2 separate regions of the Mus musculus genome follow, and region 2 is linked to region 1. Evidence: chromatin loops called from intact Hi-C (ENCODE). Cell type or tissue: heart. All regions are shown on one strand. Each heading gives the region's core, and the rest is flanking DNA. Links, peaks and the distances in the headings are about the cores only.

Evidence for each region. Peaks named below come from ENCODE experiments on the same cell type or tissue, not always from the same donor. Only the 100,000 strongest peaks of a DNase experiment are listed, where the experiment ranks them.
Region 2: it touches region 1 in a loop (9-fold over the local background); 28 of 42 quality-filtered maps call a loop at or near these places.

The regions. Positions count from the first base shown.
Region 1 is chr1:91,424,792-91,434,914 of GRCm38, forward strand. Per2 (period circadian clock 2) reads right to left here. Exons shown (of 23, transcript NM_011066.3): 12 at 9,831-9,939; 13 at 8,605-8,730; 14 at 8,017-8,101; 15 at 6,187-6,349; 16 at 5,983-6,089; 17 at 4,593-4,757; 18 at 2,948-3,187. Among named protein-coding and RNA genes, the nearest start is that of Gm35591, 13 kb to the right of the region's middle. In heart, for the core only: a CTCF peak has its summit at 4,024 (motif pointing right); DNase peaks (open chromatin) are centred at 1,810, 4,020 and 4,650.
Region 2 is chr1:91,477,921-91,488,043 of GRCm38, forward strand. It overlaps Gm28382 (a long non-coding RNA gene), which reads left to right and starts at 851. Exons shown (of 3, transcript XR_003948697.1): 1 at 851-875; 2 at 5,089-5,590; 3 at 5,779-6,855. It also overlaps the pseudogene Gm19085. In heart, for the core only: a CTCF peak has its summit at 1,237 (motif pointing right); a DNase peak (open chromatin) is centred at 5,571; H3K27me3 peaks cover 261 bases.

The DNA of each region.
Region 1 (10,123 bases), core at 830-8,829:
CCAGGGAACTTCCTCCCCACTGCCTAGCTCTCAAAATGCTTTGAGGGCTGTTGAGGGGAAAAGTCACCAACAGTCTAATCTACCTGTGAACTCGGTGAACTCCAATAACGAGCATTGTGACAAGACAGCCCAGTGCAAGAGTGGCATCAATGTTATGGGGCGGGGGGTGGGGGGGGACACCACAGCACTTTCTGATGAGCTCTAAGGCCCCTTCCACAGGAGGAAAGGCAGGCCTGATCCTGCAGATCTGACCAAGAATCCATGATGGGGAGGTGACAGGTCCCAGAAGTAAATCTACCACCATTATTTTGCTAACTACATACAGTAGCAAGCTGCCCTCTAAATTCATATCTCTGCACCCACAGATTAGTGCAGCTCATCACAAGTAGTCCGGTACGTGGCCGCTAACACAGAAACTCAGAGCCAAGTGTCAGTGGAATACTCAGCCACAAATGGGGCTTGTGCATCAAGCCTCACCCCAAGGCTCAGGGTTCAACATCAAAGAGGGGTGAGGCAGACTTAAAGAGCCAGAGGTTGGGCAGGACTGGACCCAAATACATCTTCTGGATCCGCCAGGACCACTCTGCTCGTGAACTTACAGCCGCTGTGGTTGCCTGTACAAGATCAAGCCAGTGAACGTTTTACCATGGAGGCAGAAGGAGCTCATGGGACCCCACCCCTAACTGAGGAGCTACGGAGAGTTGATTGTTTTGGATTGAGGCAGAGCATGTTTTCTTTAATAAAGGCACTGCCCACAGTAGGACAACTACTCTCACACAGATGGTCCCAAACCTGGAAGTCCATGATCAACACAAATTAGACTCAGTGAGAGGACTGGGGGAGGGGCGTGTTGTGGATCTGGGAGCAGTGTGTGTGTGTGTGTGTGTGTGTGTGTGTGTGTGTGTGTGTTTGTGAATATAAACATATGTTTTATGGAGTTCTCAGAAACTAGTAATTAAAAATATTCTTTATCCAAAATAAAACAGAAAACACAAAACCCTGCCCTTTTCTGCTATTACCTGATATTTAGAAAAAATACATATTAGTGTGCAGACCCCAAATGGCAGAATGGCTGGCTTCACTTAACCTACCACTACTGTTTCCTAAAGAGAGGCTACATGTTCCACCTGCCACAAGAGAGCCGAGGGTGGCCGCTAGGACCTAGAGCACCCCTGAAAGTCCATGTTGAGGGCTCAGTTGCTGCCCCTGGGGGACAGAGGTAGAACCTTTAGAAGGTGGGGCCCAGCTGTGAGGAAGCCAGGCTGCTGAGGACATGCCCTGAGATACTGGACTCACTCCTTGGCCTCTGAGGTGAACAGCTCTTCAGTCACCATCTCTTGCCATGGTGTGCTGCTCTACCCCGACAGAGCTGAGCAACTCTGGCCAGAAGCCCCCGGAGTTGTGAGCCCAAATAAACGTGTTCTCCCTATAATTTGGTCCTCTTAGGTATTTGTCACAGTGCTGGGAAGCTGACCAACAGTCCCGACAGCCCAGGAAGACACTCCCTCGTGTACTCCCACTGCCTTCCTGTGGGGCAGCCCAGGGGCCTGTCTTCTTTCCATTTCAGCAAGAGGCGTGCAGGAGGCATCTGTGAGCTTGTGTCAGGCCTCATACCTTTCTTACAGGTTGAGATAAACAGCCCAGTCCAGGCACACTGCCCTGCTCTTCATTCTGTCTCATTTCCTCCTGCAAACGTTTCCCCTCAGAAGGAAGGGCAGCGGTTGAAGTGCTAAGTAGAGACTGTTGTCAGGACTTCCTGGGAGGTTGTGTGATCCACGGAATGTACACACGGCTGGGTCTGGGGTGTGTGGGAAATGGAACTATGTACACTTGGGTCTGCTCGGGATGGATGGGTGTCCTTTCATTTCCACTGAGGTTCCTGCGTGTGGCAAGACTTTGTGGGGAGGGGGTTGGGAAGACGGTGGGAAGGAAGCCTGGGAAAAGCAGCCCTGGCTGGGGACGTTGCTCAGAAGCAGGACAGCATGCTCGCTGAAGACACAGACAGACAGACAGACAGACAGACAGACAGACCAGCATGCTCCCTGAAGATGGTTCAACCCCTGCCTTCAAAAGTAAGAAAGACAGAAGAAAAGATATGATCTTTAAAAGAGGTCACAGCTTCCTCAGTTCCTTCCAGTGTTTGTGGGGCTGCTCCTGGTGGTGTCTCCTGGGCCTACTAGCTGTGACCCTGGACCAGAGCCCCAGAGCCAGGAGAAGAGCTGCTATCTCTGGCCAGTGCAGCCCCTTGCCCCTGGGATACAAAAGGAGGTTTGTCTTAGGAGCCAGGTGAGTGTGTGGACTGAGCCAGATCCCACTGCAAGTGTGTGGATAGATGGATGGCCAGACTCAAGAACCAGGCCCCTGTAACAGAAAACCTTCAAACCACCCGGGGATTATGGGCCTAAAGAAACGTTTCATATGAGCTAATGGGTTTGGCTGAGGTTTGGATCCACAGGGCAGCCCCAGGCCAGGAGGGTGAGTCCACATGAAGGGGAAAGCCATCCCCCATTCCCAAAGCTGCCTGCTAAAGGTTTCAGGGCACAATGCTCATTCTTTGCAGGTTGAACTTACTCCAGGGTCTTAACTGGGGGTGAGGGTAGCCTCAAAAATCTGCTGAAGCTAGCCTAGCACTCTGCGACTATTTATGGTATTGTTCCCTTGGGAACATGAGGCTGTGTCCTCGAGAGAGTTCCCATGCTGCATGGCCAGCAACGTGGCAGTGGCTACTCCACATGAACACCTCCGACCTGGGCACAGCTCAGTATGTTAGCACCGGATACAGATCTCCCAAGCACAGTGCTAATGCAGGCCTGACAGTCCCCACCTGCCATTCTAGCACTAGGGAGGCTGAGGCAGGAGGATTATGGTGAGTGCCAGGCCAGCATTACCTTAAAAAGAGAACAAAGTGTTTAAAAAACCCGAATGCTCAATTCACGTCAGCGCTCACCTCGATCACTCGCCTGGGCTCGGGACCGCTCCTGGAGATAGTTCTGGCAGTGAGCCTGCAGGGCACTGAGCCTGCTCACCTCCCTGAACCTCTGCAGGAAGCCCTGCTCCTCTCTCTGTGTATGTGCAGCCAGAACTTCCTTGGTGAGGCCCAACTTCTGAAGAGGCCCCTTTTCTTGGCTGAGGCCGCCGGCCGCACCATCCAGGGACTCGGGCCCACTGGCCATATCTTCTACCGTCTCTGCAGCAAGAAGCGGGCTCTGGTCAGCATGTGCTTGTCAAGTGCAACCTACTGTATAGACAACTCACACCCTGTTGACTCATGATGCCCACAACTGGGGGCAACATTCCCCATGCCTGCTTCTGATTTCCAAAGGAGTCCTAGGCAGCAAGCAGCAGGCAGAGACCTGAAGATCTACTTCTACTCTGGGCCTGAAGACATTCCAAAGCTGCCTTCAGCTTTGATATATAAGGGAAAGGGCCAAAGTACTACTACATCTTCCGGATCTCAGGGCCATGCATGGTGGCCACTGTGATATGTGGTCTACAGAGCAGAGAGGTCAGGGCATGCTGGTCAAGCCCTTGGAGATCGACTCTTACAGGTACATTGTTTCTTATCATTTCCTTCTTTCTGGTAACAAACAAGCTTATAATTCTCTGTGCATGCTTGCTTGCTTGCGTACATGTGTATGCATATGTACACATGCAGGCGAAGGGGTCAGAGGTAGGTCCCCACTGAGTGTCCTCCTCCCTTGCTCTCCACCTTACTTTTTGAGATATGGTCTCTCATGGGACCCAGAACTTACCATCTTAGTTAAGTTGACTGAAAGTGAGCCCCAGAAATCCCCATCTCTGCCTCCCTAGTGCTAGAATTACATAGGAGTCCACTGTTCCTGGGTTTTATGTGGGTCCTCATGCTTGCTCAGCAGGCACATCAGCAACTGACTCATCTCCCCAGCATCAAGGCCTCACGAAGAGCACTCAGTCACAGTCACTCTTCTTACTATGTGTTCTGGTTCTTTCCCCTATGTAGAAATGGGGCCTGCGCCTTATGGAACAGGCACTCAGGAAGACAACCACCACCAGGTGGTGCCAGAGCACAGCAGAGAGTAGTACTTGGGCCCTAACTGGCCATATCCCACCTCCGAATTCTCAGTACCCAAAAAACCTTTACCGGGACTTTTCTGATAAGTTTGAATAAGCATAAAAGTTCAAAGTGGAAGTTAGCATTCTCACTTTTCAGTCAGATGTATGTGTGTGTTTGTGTGTACAGCACTTGTGTGTGTGTGTGTGTGTGTGTGTGTGTGAGTGTCTGTACACGTGAGCCAGAAGAGGATGCCAGGTGTTCGTTCGGTTACTTCCCACCTTACTTCTTTGAGAGACAAGGCTGCTCACTGAACATGGGGCTAGGCTGGTGGCCAATAAGCTCTAGAGACCCTCTGGTCTCCACTCTCAAAATTTCTAGACTTACAGGCACGCTCATGACCATGGCCCACTTTTTATGTGGGTGCTGGGGATGTGAACCTGGGTTCTGATGCTTACGTAGAAAGTGCTCTTATCCACCAAACCATCTCCCCAGCCTCCAAAGTTTCCACCTGAAACTCAGGCTGCTGTTGAAATTCCCCAGGGATCTGTGGCGTACATACCTAGCTCGGGCTGTGGCTTTTTGTCGCCCACATGCACGATGGTGCTGCTGTAGCTGCACTGGCTGGTGAGGGACACCACACTCTCGGCCTTGCCTGGCAGCGTCAGGGAGCTCAGGTGAGCACTGACCTCTGTGTGGCTGGTCACCTTGGAGGGCCGCGCTGCCTCTTGATGAGAGAAAAACAGAGGAAAACACATATGCAGGATGAATATCACTGTCCAGTTAAGGAGCCAGAGACACAAGGGACCTATGGGGCCATGCTGGCTGCACCCCTGCCCCAGGGATGCTTGATCCTGTCCACAGGAAAAAGGTGAAGAGGAAATGACGGGAGCAACTTGAACTTCACTCTCAGAGTCCAGGACCTCTGTGTTTGTGGTGTGTGTGTGTGTGTGTGTGTGTGTGTGTGTTTGGGGGGGAACAAAAACATTTCGACCGGTGGTTCTCAACCTGTTGGGGGTGTTGTCAAATGCCTTTCATGGGGGTCACCTCAGATCTTTGGAGAACATAGATATTTACATAATGATCCACAACAGTAGCAAAATTACAGCTATGAAGTAGCAACAAAAATAACTTTGTGGCTGGGGGTCAGCCCAACCTGAGGAGCTGTACTAAGGGCCATAGCACTGGGAAGGTTGAGAGCCACTGCTCTAGATGGCTGTGGGTCACACCAGGGCCCTCTGGAGGGGGTGATCTGGGCTGTCCACCCTGCTCCATGCCCGGCCACTCACTCTCTTGTGCTTCGTTTAATAAACGAGACACTCTATTTCTACTTTAAAATTTTTCTATTACTATAATAATAATTATTACTGTGTGTATGGACTCGTGTGCCAGAAGACAGCTCTATGGATCCAGGTCGGATCTGGGGATCAAACTCAGGCTGTCGACCTGGCACGGCAGCCACCTGACACGCAGAGTCATCTTGCCAGCCTTGTTTTTCTTTTTGTAATTTTCTGAGAGAAAGTCTCATTGTGCCCAGGCTGGCCTCTGCCAGCCAAGTGCTGAGATTGTTGGGCTGAGCTTTCAAATGGAGCATGCTAGTATTCACAGGCAAGGGCTCCTCTAGATAGACTAGGAGGTGTTTGCTCCAGAACCACTGAGGCTAGCACAGTCACAAGAGGGAGTGGCGCTCATGGCTGCCCCCTGGTCACCAGGCAGGCTTCCCAGGTCCCTGTTCTAAAAGCTGGGGTGACTAGACCTTGACCTGCAAGAAGGGTATTTATCAACTTTCTAGCAACTTTGGCCACTTAAAAGCATTGCTGGTGTATCTACAAGCTATGAAAAATTAATTTAGGGGGAAAAAGGGACACCGGAGGGTTTATCAGATGGCTTCTGACCCCATCCTGGAAGATTGAAGGGGTCACAGGTTAGACAGTTCTGAATGGAAAGTGTACCTCCAGAGTGCAGCCCGGGGCTGACTGTGGCCTTCCGGGATGGGATGTTGGCTGGGAACTCGCACTTCCTTTTCAGGGTGGCTGCCTCGCTGCAGCTCTCCAGGTACCTGCACGAGGGTCAGAAGGCATCACGTGGGTGGGTGGGTGGAGGGTGTGAGGAACGAGGACACCAATGGCAGGAAAGATCAGAAGTATCCTGTGTACCTGATGACACTGTCCAGGCAGCTGATCTGCTGGTAGGAGCAAGGAGGCTGGTTCTTATAGGCTAGTTCCTCTGGGAAGCTGGCCTTGGGTAGGCTGGCCCCTGAGCTGTCCCTTTCTATGGTGGTGACAGCTTTCACCTGAGCTGGGGGGCTGCTTTGCATTTCTGGAAAAAAAAAAACACACACACACACATACACAATTTTTTTCATTTACTACCTTTTATCTGTCAAAAGAAATGTTTGCATATATATCTATAAAGCATTTTATTCCACTCAAAGACAGGAGTAAGGAGTCATAATGTACAGATACGAGACCCCAGTGACAGTCTGCATCCAGAATCCCTGTTGGTGGGACAGTTGTGGAACTCTGGAGTGGGAGCTTAGAGTAACCTACCACCCAGGCAAGGCAAGGCCTGCTTCTGTCTGGGCTTAACTGCACATGTTAGGACCATTCTCAGGGCTCAGAGCTCAGGGTAGAAAAGGATGGGCCTTATAATATTGAACTTGTGGCCAGTTAGACACAAGATGTCTTATCCTCCTGGGCAGAGCAGGCTAGACTGAATACCGGACCTTGCTTGTGCAGCTCAGGTACTCCACCATGAACTACCTCTGTAGCCCATGCATCATTAGATGTTTGTTTACTTAGAAACAAATTCTCACTACAGCCCTGGCTGGCTTGGAACTTGTTATGTAGACCAGGCTGGCTTTGAACTCACAGAAATCTGCTGACTTCTGCCTCTCAAGTGCTGGGACCATCATACCTGGCTTTTCTTTTTCTTTTTTTCTTTTATTGATTGATTGATTGATTGATTGATTGATTAAGATATGGTCTCACTAAGTTATCCAGGAGGCAGGCTGACTTTAAACAGTGGAACCTGGGCTTGCCTTAGATACTAAGGTAGAAATATCTCAAGACTCAGAGCACCGTACAATCAGGGACAATTCTGGTGACAATGATCATACAGCAATGGGCGCCCAGGCACTAGGCTGTGGATGCCGCTTGTGGTCACCATGAGAGCCACATGCTCGCCCTCCTGAGGGATCTTGAGCAACAAGTGATAGTTTATTCACTGGTGTATGCCCAACAGCCAGCACCTTACTGTCTACTGCGGGTAGGGAAACACAGATTGCATGCTCTAGTGGGTCATAAGGTAACCAGGGCCTTCTGGACAGTAGGATCTGCACTTGTTGGCTGGACACAGAGGGGCAGCCCTTGTTGCTTTGTAGAGCAAGGATGAAGTTAAGCACACTCAGGGGGAGACCTTCCCAGTCCTCACATAGAGCAATAAGCCAGAAAAGCCAGCAGCACCCCCTGCTGTCCTGAGACAAAAGCAGAGGAAAGTGGGGTGTCTTGTTTTCTTTTTGTTGTTGTTCTGTTTTGAAGCATGGTTTCTCTGTGTAGCCCTGGCTGTCCTGGAATTCATTCTGTAGACAAGGCTGGCCTCGAACTCAGAGATTCATCTACCGGCTTCTGCCTCCCAAGTGCTGGGATCAAAGGTGGAGCCACCACCACCACCACCAGGCTTGTTTGGTCTCTGTCTCTCTCTCATTTTATGTGCATTGGTACTTGGCCTCTGTGTATGTCTGTGTGAGGGTTTCAGATCCCTTGAAACTGGTATGACAGACAGTTATGAGCTGCCATGTGGGTATTGAACCTGCAATTGAACCTAGGTCCTCTGGAAGAGCAGCCAGTGCTCCCAACCACTGAGCCATCTCTCCAGCCTCGGCTTGTTTTCTTTTTAAAAAGCAGAATAAATGTAGATGTCTTAAGGAAAAGTGAGCGCTCCCAAGAGTGAGGGCTCCGGGAGGAGCCAGAGGACATCCTTTTTACCTGCAACAGATGCTTCCTTCTGTCCTCCAGACTCATGAGAAACGTGACTTTTGGTTTGAATCTTGCCACTGGTTTTAAAAATTCCCTTGAAGAAAAACAATAAGGAACACGTTATTCATTCTAGGAGACCCTCTTCTGTCGGCCCCCCACAGTGAGGGCAGAGAAGCCAACATGGGGTGGAGCAACAGAGAGAATGACTGGGGGATGGAGTCCAGGGCCTTGCACACACAGGGCAAGTGCTCACCACAGAGCGTACTCACTACTTCTAACCCAGACTCGGAAATCCTGATGGAACGCCCATGATCCCAGAGGGAGACACAGTAAAGGAACTGCTAAGGAGTCCATACCACCCTCCAACTAAGGTTTTGTTTCCTTAAGGTGCTGCTTTGCCCACCTACGCCATTTTCCTTTATATATTTTAACTATAGGCAGGCTGCTGCAACTGGAAATATGAAGCAAATCCCAGGGGAACTGAGCCAGAGGAGAAGGCAACTGAGCCACTGGTCCAGCCACTGCCTGGGTATTTCTGATCATGCTTTCTAACTCGGACCTTGCGCTTCTCAGGGAGAGGAACAGAGAGGGACGTACGGATCTCCTCCGGTGAGACTCCTCTTGGCCATTGCTGTCGCTGGATGATGTCTGGCTCATGAGGTGTTCGTGGGATCCGTTACTGCCCAGGCTCCCATAGCCACTGGAGCCGCTGTGGGGGACAGGCTGGGGGGAAAGCACATAGAAAGGTGTAGAAGAGGTCACCACACGTCAAGCTCAAACAGTGGTCTCAGCCTGCCCAAGGTTACCTAGAGAAGACAATTGCAGGGGAGCTTGAACCCGGAGTTGTCTGGCCTTCATTCACAGTGTCCTAACCTCTAGCATGCGGCCACCAAGGAGATGCCATTAAAGCGAATATGTTTAGGTGGTACAGGCAGGCACATGCATGCCTTGAATCCCAACACTTGAGAGGCAGAGAGGCAGGTGGATCTCTGTGAGTTCAAGGCCAGGCAGGTATACAGAGAGAATTCCAGGACAGACAAGAGTGCACAGAGAGACCCGGTCTCAACCACTCCCCTTGCCCCCAAAAGAAAAAAAAAGTGAAAAGACAAAAAGCAACCCTTGTGGTGGTTTGAATATGCTTGACCTATGGGAATGGCACTCTTAGGAGGTGTGGCCTTGTTGGAATGGGTGTGGCCCTGTTGGAGGAAGTGTGTCACTATGTAGGCAGGCTTTGAGGACTCTAAATGCTCAAGCTCTGTCCAGTATGGAAGAGAACCTCCTCCTGGCTGCCTTCCAATCAAGATGTAGAACTCTCAACTCCTTTTCCAGCACCATGTCTGTCTGGATGCTGCCATCCTTCCCACCATGATGATAAGGGACTGAACCTCTGAACCTGTAGGCCAGTCCCAATGAAATGTTGTCCTTTATAAGAGCTGCCTTGGTCATGGTCTCTCTTCACAACAATGAAACCCTAAGACGATGTTCAACCATTTAATTACTGCAAGCTGAGGTCTTTTGCAGTCTATTGAGGTTTTAAAAACAAAACCAATTCAACTATAGTCACTCTGAATCCTATAGCCAAGAGGGGACATCCACTCAGTAGTGGGACTGGCTGTGGATAAACTGATTTTACTGGAGGGTGATGTCACCAAGTTCCCAGTGTTGGTGACAGTGTTTTGGGAAAGAGTAGGACTTAGACCAGTGGAAATCCTATCAGGAATGAAGGACAGGCTGTGGGGCATGGGCACCCTTCAACGGCTTAGTCAGCATCATGGCTGCAACACAGACGATTCTAAGGTTAGGGAAACTCACTCGGCACTCACCTGCATCAGTAGCCGGTGGATTTGTTCTGTGAGCTCCTGAACGCTGGGGTGCGGAGTCTTCTCCTCTGGGCACGGGGAGGCTGCGAACACATCCTCATTCAAAGGGCCTCTGTGTGATTGGAATTTGTTTCCTCAGAATGGCCTGCCTGGCCTGAATGTGGTACCCACACGGCCTCTTGGGGTCAGAATCTCCATCTCTATCCCACAGACCCCCAGCTGCATATAACTCTGCTTACAAGAGTTCCTCCCACCTGGGCAGGTCATCCCTTGCCCATCCATGTGGCCAGCAGCTC
Region 2 (10,123 bases), core at 991-8,990, 53 kb after region 1:
GGATCTTCCTTGCGCCAGTCCCGAGTTTTTTCTCGTCCCGGAATTCGGCACCAATTGTTATTAGACGCGTTCTCACGACCGGCCAGGAAAGACGCAACAGACCAGAATCTTCTGCGGCAAAACTTTATTGCTTACATCTTCAGGAGCAGGAGTGCAAGAAGAAAGAGAGAGAGAAAACGAAACCCCGTCCCTTTTTTAGGAGAGTTATATTTCGCCTAGGACGTGTCACTCCCTGATTGGCTGCAGCCCATCGGCCGAGTTGACGTCACGGGGAAGGCAGAGCACATGGAGTGGAGAACCACCCTCGGCATATGCGCAGATTATTTGTTTACCACTTAGAACACAGCTGTCAGCGCCATCTTGTAACGGCGAATGTGGGCGCGGCTCCCAACAATTACACTTCTCCTTTCCCACAATGCATATCGTTGTAATCATATGCACATCCAATTATGCATAGACATAAAGCAGTAAGCGGGACTTCCCCCCAAAAGCTCATTCAGAAGATACAGTTTGCTTTACTGTTCATTCACCCAGAACTGGCTCATGCTGGCTCATCCTTTCTCTTAAGTTCCCATAAGTCCTGGGTCATGTTTGAAAGGAGAGAAACAATGGGAGGGAAATTGCCAAGAGGTTACTAAGGGAGGAAGGCCTATTACACTGTTTGCAGTGGAGTGTGTGTGCGCAGTTTGATGCTAGCAGGAGGTGCCAGGCTGGGCAGTGCACTGTTTAAAAAGGGGTGCAGATTCAGCTCGAGTCAGGTGGATCCCAGGTCGCTGTCTCCCCTCATTTTTCCTGCCTTAATGAAACCTGTAGGTTTCAGAGTCCTCAATTCGGAGCCCACTTAAAATAAGAACTATTTCCCCATTTCTTCAAAGGTAAGCTTTGTTCCATCTGGAAGTTTTGGTGTCTAAAGGTCCTGCCAGCTCTGGGAGGTTCCTGCTATGCTGTATCATGGTGGCTGGTGTTATGGCTGGAACACACGAGGGAGAAGAGTACGTGGTGACACAGTAACTTAGAGGAGGTGGCTTTAAAATAGCTTTCCTTAGAGACTAACTTGGGGCTCCTTAATTCATTTCAAGGACAGAATCCCCGATGACTTAAGTGCTAATTACTGGACTTCAGTTTTGTTTTTATTTTGTTTTGTTTTGGTTTGGTTTGGTTTTTGAGATTGTGTGTGTGTGTGTTTGCCTGGTATGTGTGTCTGTGCACAATGTGCATGCAGTGCCCTTGGAGGCCAGAAGAGGGCATCAGATCCAATAGGATTTGAGTTACAGACTGCCATGTGGGTGCTAGGAATAGAATATGCATCCTTTACAAGAACAGCAAGTGCTTTTTATCATTTAGTCATCTCTCTACCACTAGGTCCCATATCTTAAGCACCACCTTTTCCCAGTATCCTACACAGAGGGCCAAGCTTCTCACACATGAGGCCTTCTTGGGCATGCTCAGACCATAGCCAAACCACAGAACCATGTATCCAAAGTGTGATTTTTTTTTTCTTATCTCCTTTCTTTCTCATCAGAGATGAACTCTCCTGTAAAATATTCTGTGCTGGCTAGGATGGAACTTACCTTGAGTTGGTGCTCATTTGGGCCTGCAAGTCTGTCTTCTCTTGCCTGAAACTGTCCCTCTATGACTAGGAGGGTTTCCTCTAGCCAAAGCCACCACAGTGATGCCTCCAAGAGCCATGTCTGTGTCTATCCCTAGATGCCCTAGCCTTTCAGCTGTATTGCCTTGTGTGTGTGTGTGTGTGTTTATGTGTGTGTGTGTCTGAGTCTATGTGAGAGAGGGGGCCGGGGCCAGGGCCAGGGCCAGGGTGAGCTAGCTAGCGCAAGGACTCCAATCTCCACTATCATTAAATGACTGACCCACTTTCTGTAACAACGTTTTTTGTAGCAATTCAGCCCTTTGTTCCGTTTGTATAGGAGCCCTGTGGCTGGTCTCCAGCTGTTCTGGGTGTGTTTTAGCTCCACGGAAGAGTCTTTGGAGGTTGGAAGAAAGCTTTGGTGTGGCTCTCCAGTGACATCTCACCTTTTATCTTTCTGGAAGAAGTTGAAGACTGTGGTTTCTTTTTTTTCGGATTTCAACGTCTCTGCAGGCACAAAGTCAACAGTGGACAATGGGATTACCCTGAAAGCAGAGCCCCCCAGCTGCTAATGGGTTCATTCTGGCCAGTTGGGAACCGGCTCCTGTCCCTACCCTATCCCCAGTGCAATCACCATGCAGACAGCAGGCTCACTGTCAAGCCCAGCATAGCCCACATTGACTACAAGGGGACTAATCAGGGTAGACTGAGCATTTGTGGAGAACATTGTAAGTCTCAGCAAGTTGAATGCTTTTGCTTTTTTCGTGTTTGTTTGCTTATAACATTTCACTGCACTCAATAAAAGCAGCCATTCCATGCTCCTCCTTCATGAGGGCTCCCAAGAGTCCAAGAACAAGCCTGGCCCCATTCAGCAGCTTCTTGCATGGTGCAGACCTGTTTTTTTTTGTTTTTTTTTTTCTCAATGCCAGCATTATGCCCAGTATCATCTGTCCTAAATTTATAACAATTGCAAAGCACATATAAAAATTTATCTATTTGGATTGAACAAAGAGAATGGCCTATATTGCTAAATGAATATTGAGAAAACATGTCTGAATCTCTGTCTCAGGAAAGACCAGATATGGGCACCTCTTCCCCCATTATGGGGTCATCTCAGGAGCCATGTTCCAACTGGCCAAGAGTCAATAACTTCTGGAAATCCCAGGCTCTGGGGCCATACCTATCCAGTCCCAGATAAGACCTGCTATCAGCTCTTAATGTTCTCTCTTCATAAAATAGAATTGATATTGGCAGCTCCTTTGAGGATTTGTGTGTGTGGTGCATGTATGTGTGTGTTTGCATGAGTGCAAGTGTTCATGCACACATGAGTGTGTGCATACAGAGACCGGAGATTGACACTAAGTCTCTTCCTCAATCACTCTCCACTCTGTCTATCTAGCCAGGGTGTCTCACTAAACCTGGGGTTTGCCAGTTCAGCTACTGTACTAGCTGTTTTGCTCAGAGAATCCCTTGCAGAATGATCACCACCTCTGACTTGCATTTATGTGGATGCTGAGGATCCAAACCTCTGGTCCACACACCTGTACGTCAAAAGCTTCATCCACTGAGCATCTCTCCAATGCTGACATGTGCCTTTAATCCCAGCACTCCAGAGGCATAGGCACACAGATCTCTGTGAGTTTGAAGCCAGCCTGGTCTAGTTCTAGGACAGCCAAGGCTACACAAAGAAACCCTGTCTCGATAAGAGAGAAAGTCACCGTGATAAAACATCTAGCATGGAATTGAGTATCCCTTCTTCCACTTTTTACACACAGAGCAGCTGTGACTTGGTTCCACTAGCTGGGGACCAAACACTAACAGCATCAGCCTGTCAGGACCGCCCACATTCAAACGACACCACCGTCCTAAGGGATGAGAAATGGAATTTCATTATGATTTGCTTTGCTTTGCTTTCACATGCTTATGTGTGTGTACAAGTGTGGGTGAGCACTTGCCAGAGGGCACATATGGAGGTCACAGGGCAACTTTTGAGAGCCAGGTCTATCCTTCCTTGCTGACTCTTATTGAGGCACAGTCTGTCTTTCTTGTTTCTGCTGCTGAGCTGTCTACTCCAGACTAGCTGGCCTAGGAGGTTTTGGGAGGTTCTCTGTCTCTGCTTACCATCTAGTCCTGGGAATGGTGGGATGCATGCTACTACAGCTAGCTTTTTATGAGGTTCTTGGGAATCAAACTCAGGTTGTGAGGCTTGTGCCCTCACCCATCGAATCATCTCCTGGCTCCTTAATTTACATTTCCTGAGTCACTAACCCCTACCATCTTATTATGGACTTGGTCACTTGCACATCTTCTTTGGAGGAATGTCTGTTTGCACCCTTGCCTGTTGTTATCTGGCGTGTTTTCTTGACTTGTCTTTTCCTGGGGTTCTGAGGACTAAATGAGACAATTCCTGACATCCTCACAGTGTGACTTCCGGAACACGGTGGCTATTGCTGGCCAACAGTAAGACCTGAAACTGCCTTCGTGGCAAACACCACACGGCAAAAATGGAAGGCAGAAGTTTCCAGCAGGCTCCCACCCCTGCTCACTCTGTACCTTTCCAGGCCTCACGGGGGTCACATGCTACTCACCTCACGGTTCCTACTTCTCGGGGTTTGGGCTAGCTCTACTCAGCCTGGCCTCTGCACATAACTGGGTCGCACGGGGGGGGGGGGGGAAGCATGGAGTGTTAGTTTAAGGTCTTATTTACCAGAGACAGAACACATGGACACTCTTGAAAACATGGTTAAACTTTGTAGATAGTCTGGGAATACTTCAGCCTATTCAGCACAGTATACACATTTGAAAAGAAAAAAGAAAAGAACAAGAAAGGGAAGGGAAGGGAAGGGAAAGGAAGGGGAGGGGAGGGGAGGGGAGGGAAGGGAAGGGAAGGGAAGGGAAGGGAAGGGAAGGGAAGGGAAGGGAAGGAAGCAGACTAAAGAATTCCTGAGAGCTAGTTGTCCCAGGAAATGCATGGTGACTCCCATATCATCTGTCTCTGGAAGGCCACTTACTCAGGAAAGATTTTTGATAACTCATTTTAGATGGGGTCTGTCCTCATCCCCACCTTCTGCTTCCCAGGGCGTCCCAAACATTCCTGGCCTCTCTTCTCTGGCCTACCTACCAGACTCCTTCTCCTTTCCTTTTGTGCATGGGCTGGGCCCTGAGCCTCCCAAACAACCCTGTTTATCATTCCCCAACCATGCTCTAAACAACCTTTCTCTAATGCTCTATTCTTGGAATCAAATCAGGACCGTTGCGGAACGGAAACAACATTGGCAGAGATGCAGGAAACGACACCCCCCCCCCAGCCCCTGCAGTATTCATTGCCGGTGTGAAGCCAGTGCTATACCTAGGAAGGAAGTTAAAGTCCCATCTTTATCATAGCTGGTGGCCATTTGAGAATGTTCTTTTCCATGGTCAAGGTCTGTCCCTGAGCTGTCAGGTCTGAAAGGTCAAAACTCACATCCAGCTGTCTGATCCATTCCCCTTTATATTCTGTGCAGTCCTGGATGTCACTTGCCTGGTTCCTGTTGTCTGTGCAATAACAGCTTGATTACCAGCAGCCCCTGAAGTACTTCATCTATTCTCTGGGCCAGGAAGGTCCCAGAGAGGTTCTGCTAGGACTTGACCCTAGTCATCTGTTGCAGTAGAAGACTGAGCTGGATTCTGGAGTAACCATCTATCGCTCGCTGTCTTTGAGAAGGAGGAAGACTGCATAGGGGGCTGGGAAGCTTCCAGAGGGCTAGCCTATATGGGAGACTCATTTTCCCAGTCAAAGGGCTGTATTGCTTCTCCACTGGGAATGTGGCCTTGGAGGTAAGAATTAAGCCTTCCTGGAACTCCATTCCCTGGGAATTAATTTCATATCTGATTCTCAGCCAGCTCTGTTCTTTGACAGCAAGAGTCTGTGCTGTCATGGAGGTCCTCAGCCTCTCTTTAGGCATCCTCAACAGAATGGGAAGAGTCCAAAGTCCTTTCAACTAGTGGAGATGGTGCCCCCTGCTGGTAAGCCGACCTAACCTCACCACAATGAAGGTTGCCCTGTTGTCTCTACAGCAGACTGTCAGGTCTCCCTTTCCTGTACCCTTGCCGATTTAGCTATCAAACCTCATTTTAGGGTCTGCTTTCTGAGACCACGTCTGGTAGAAACTTCTGGAAAGTGGGCTTTAGTTCAACCAATTTTTTGAACACAGGCTGCCTGGAGCAGTGGAACTGAGAAAGAGGACAATGGCCAGGTCTTCCCAGAGAGGAGAGACGCCAGAGGTCCACACTTCCTGGCAGCCACGGGAGCAAGGGCTGTGATCTGAAAGAGCATCTGGTGACATCTACAGCATCTGCCAGGCCACTGTTCGAGCCCCTCACCCATCTAGTCAGCTGACATGTCTCGGGTATCCTGAGGAGACATCCAGGGTCCCAGCTGCTTCGTGGGAGCTTGCATTCCGGACAGATGAGACAGTACAGGTCAGGACACAGCCACGGCAGCTACTTGAGCATCTGGTCAAAGCTGTCTAAGTGGGGCCACGAGGTCAGCAGGAATGAATGACAGGCTTATGGGCATGGAGGGTATAGGTATCCAGGCAAGAGAACTCCCGGTGGGCTTGGTTGAGGAGAATGTGTAGAGTACTTGGAAGCCAGGAAGACTATGAGCTCCCGTGGTGTCTGAGGCGCCTCAGGTCTTGGCATTGGCCTGGGTCCATCTTCTGATCCTTGCCTGCCAAGATTTCTCACTCCAGCAGAAATCTTCAAGGTCACAGTGTCCTGATGGACCTGTATGCCTTGTCCTCGATAATTATTTGGGAGGGCAAATAGTTGCTTAGTTAAGCTGACTTTGTACACTGGTCGACTAGACTTTTCTGGTAAGTGTTGGCCTAGGACTTTAGCAGCAGACGGATTTTGACCCTTTATTTGAGAAATAGGATAAAATGTCTTTGTCCCTCCCTCCCACAGAGCAGAGTGCTCTGTGATCATTAGTTTTAACTGTTTTCTGACACAATCTACAGTTATCTGGGAAGAGAGTGTTAGTGTGGAATTGTTTAGATCAGGTTAGTGAGTGTGGGGTTATCTTTTTTCATGACAACTGTCTTTTTATTTAGTAAGATTGTAACTGAAATATAATTGCATGACTTTCCCTCCTCCCTTTCCTCCCACTGGCCCTTAATATTTCCTCAAACCCTGCACATGTTGCTCCTCTTCAAGTTGCTAGCCTAGTTTTTGGGGGGCGGGGTTGTTGACTTTTTTTAAATCAAACTAATAAAATTTATTTTAAAATATACAACTTGGGCTGGTGAGATGACTTAGGGGGTAAGAGTACTGACTGTTTTTCCAGAGGTCATGAGTTCAAATCCCAGCAACCACATGGTGGTTCACAACCATCTGTAATGAGATCTGATGCCCTCTTCTGGTGTGTCTAAAGACAGCTTCAGTGTACTTATTTATAATAATAAGTAAATCTTAAAAAAAAATAAGATATACAACTCAGTATTGACATCTTTTTAAGTCACCACAATAATTTAGTGGGGGGTTATCTTGATTACATTAACTGATATAGGAAGATCCAGCCCACTGTGGGTGGCACCATTCCATAGGCAAGGGATGCTGCATAAGGGTAGAGAAATGAGTTGGGCAAGAGTTTGTGTGCACTAATCCTTGCTCTTTGCACTCGACTGTGGACGAGTCACAGTCGAGTCATAGATACACAAACAGTTCACTCAATTTCTTGTCACTATGATTTCACTATGATAGACTACCACCTGGAACTGTGAGCCAAATGAACCCTTTCTCCTATATCTTGCTTCTGTCTGAGTATTTTATCATAGCAACAGAAAAAAGAAACCCAGGCATGTGCCAATACAAATGATTCTGTATGTGTCTCCAAGGGTTTAAGCTACCCAGTCAGATCTCCAGCCTAGGGCTCCTAGCATGAAAAACTCAGATCAAACTGCACTGGGCCCCGACCCTGCCTTGGGAGGCAGCAGGGGTGGGGGCTTCCTTTTAGGCTTCTACATGCAACGAGGTTGCAGGACTCTCCCAAGCATCTTAACTACAACTCCTTCACTACCTGGTAAGGCGACAGAGGACTTCAAGGCCAGTAGTTTGCTACTGCACAACAGAAGGCAACTGTTTCTGGTGACAGCTGTCTCCCTAATTCCAGGCTCTCTCCCCTGTTGGATAAACTTCAGTCCCAGAAATGAATGTGAAAAAAGACAGTCATCCCACAATGGGAAATCAGAGGGTCTGTGATCATGTTTCCTACAAAGACATCCTTATTTCTTGGCTCCCTCTGACAATTTCAAACTTAAAATGATTAATAGTTAATATTATTGAGAAATAAGTTGAAGGTATAATGAAATATAAGGAATTAGAACAACTGTCCTACAACCACAACACTGGGAAATAATCTCCAAGAGTCTGAAACTATTGGACTGAGTTTTTCATTCATTCATTCATTCATCCTGTCTGTCTATCTGTCTCTTGCTCACACACACAGGGAGGGGCGTTACTGAGGCCACATTATATAAGGAACATTATAACTTTCCCTTTTTTTTATTAAAACCATGGTATGCTTCTAAATTATAGCCAGATTATTAAGAACCTTTTGAAAGAGCATCTCAAATAATAATTTAACCAGCATTCAACAATTGCCATGTGCCTGTGAAGGTTAAGGCTCAGTGTACTGTCTAGTTGTGTGAGGTTCTTTTGTTTGCTTTTGTCAACTTGACACAAGCTAGAGTCATCTAAGAAGAGGAATCCTCAACTGAGAAAAAGCCTTTATCAGATGGGCCTGTAGGCAAGTTTGTGGAGGGCATTTTCTTGATTAATGGTTGATGGGAAAGGGCCCAGCCCATTATGGGCAGCGCCACCCCTGGGCGGGTAGTGTATGAAAGGTAGCTGAGCCAGCTACAGGGAGCAAGGCAGTAAGCGGCACTTCTCCATGGCTCTGCTTCAGTTCCTGCCTTCAGGTTCTTGCCTTGAGCTCCTGCCTTCACTTTCCTCAGTGATGGACATCCTCTCCAAGATGCTTTTGGTCATGACCTTTATCACAGCAATGGAAAGCAAACTAGGCCAAGCTCTAAAACCACTCTGGAGTGTGGGCATGCCTGTGAGGGAGTTTCTAGTTCAGGTTAATGGAGGTGGGAAGACCCACCCTGAATGTGGGCAGCATCATCCCGTGCCCTGGGACCCTGGACTGAATAAGGAAAATGGCAATGGAACAACAGCATGCATCTCTCCCGCATCCTCACTGCGGGCACAGTGTGAGCAGTCGCCTCTGGGTCCCTGCCATCCTCGCCACGAGGGACAGCACCCTGAGAGAGTGAGCTGCAGCAAGTTCTTACTTTCACAGGTTGCTTCTGTCAGAGTTTCACGGCAGCAATAGGAGAAGGATCTAAAGTGCCTGCGTCTGTCTGAGATGTTGAGGTGCAGAGTGAGCAAAGCAAGTGGGATGAGCCATCCCTCCAGCTCCCTGACCATGCAGCTCACTTTCCAAGGGCCACTGAGGAAGACAGAAAGCAAGTGTCAAGAGTATCGCCTTGTATTACTTTAATAAGACACATACTTTGATGTGAGGCTGGAGCGCCAAATGTGGTATCCTTTTAAACTATATGTATATTTGCTTTCATCTATGGTGTTCTGCAATAACAATATTTAGTTAGTTAGTTATAAAGAGAATTTTTTAAAAAGACTTATGTATTTATTTAATATGAGTACACTGTAGCTATCTTCAGACACACCAGAAGAGCACATCAGATCCCATTACGGATGGTTGTGAGCCACCATGTGGTTGCTGGGAATTGAACTCAGGACCTCTGGAAGAGCAGTCAGTGCCCTTAACCTCTGAGCCATCTCTCCAGCCCTAAAAAGAATTAGCAACTGTTTCCTTTAGGTTTTGTTGAATTAACATACACTGGAGTCACCTGAAAAGAGGAATTCTCAACTGAAGAACAGCCTCCATAGTCTAGACTATGGCAGGTCTGCAGGGCATTCATAGAATTCATGACTGATGGGCAGGGCCATTCCTGGACAAGTTGGTGTGGACTGTATAAAAAAGCAAGCCGACCAAGGCATGAAAAGCAAGCCAAGAAGCAGTGTCTTCTGTGGCCCTGCTTCAGTTCTCAAATAACCATTCTTAGGAAGTCTTCCTTGTACAAAAGGAAACAGGTCCTACGTATCTGTATATGTCTGTATACACACATACAAATGTGTAAGGCAGTCCACTGACCCTGTGTAGTACCGTAATGATGTTTTCAAACACTTGGTGAGATCCAGCGGTATCTCAGTAGAAGCTTCACTACAATATCTTTTGATGTTGATGTAAATCTTCATTCAAAAGTGAGTCTCCTTGTAAAAATGTGCCCTTCTTTATGGAGTTTGAAGACTCAACAGGTGGACTGAATGTCATTGCTGCCATGCTCTATGTCTCAAAAAGTTCAACTGTAGGTCTTTGGCTCAGCTCCAGCTTGAGGGCCTCAGAGCCTTCAGATGGTGCAAGCAGATGTACTGCAAATCTTCACACAATGGGATGGTAAAGTCTCCAAAGTG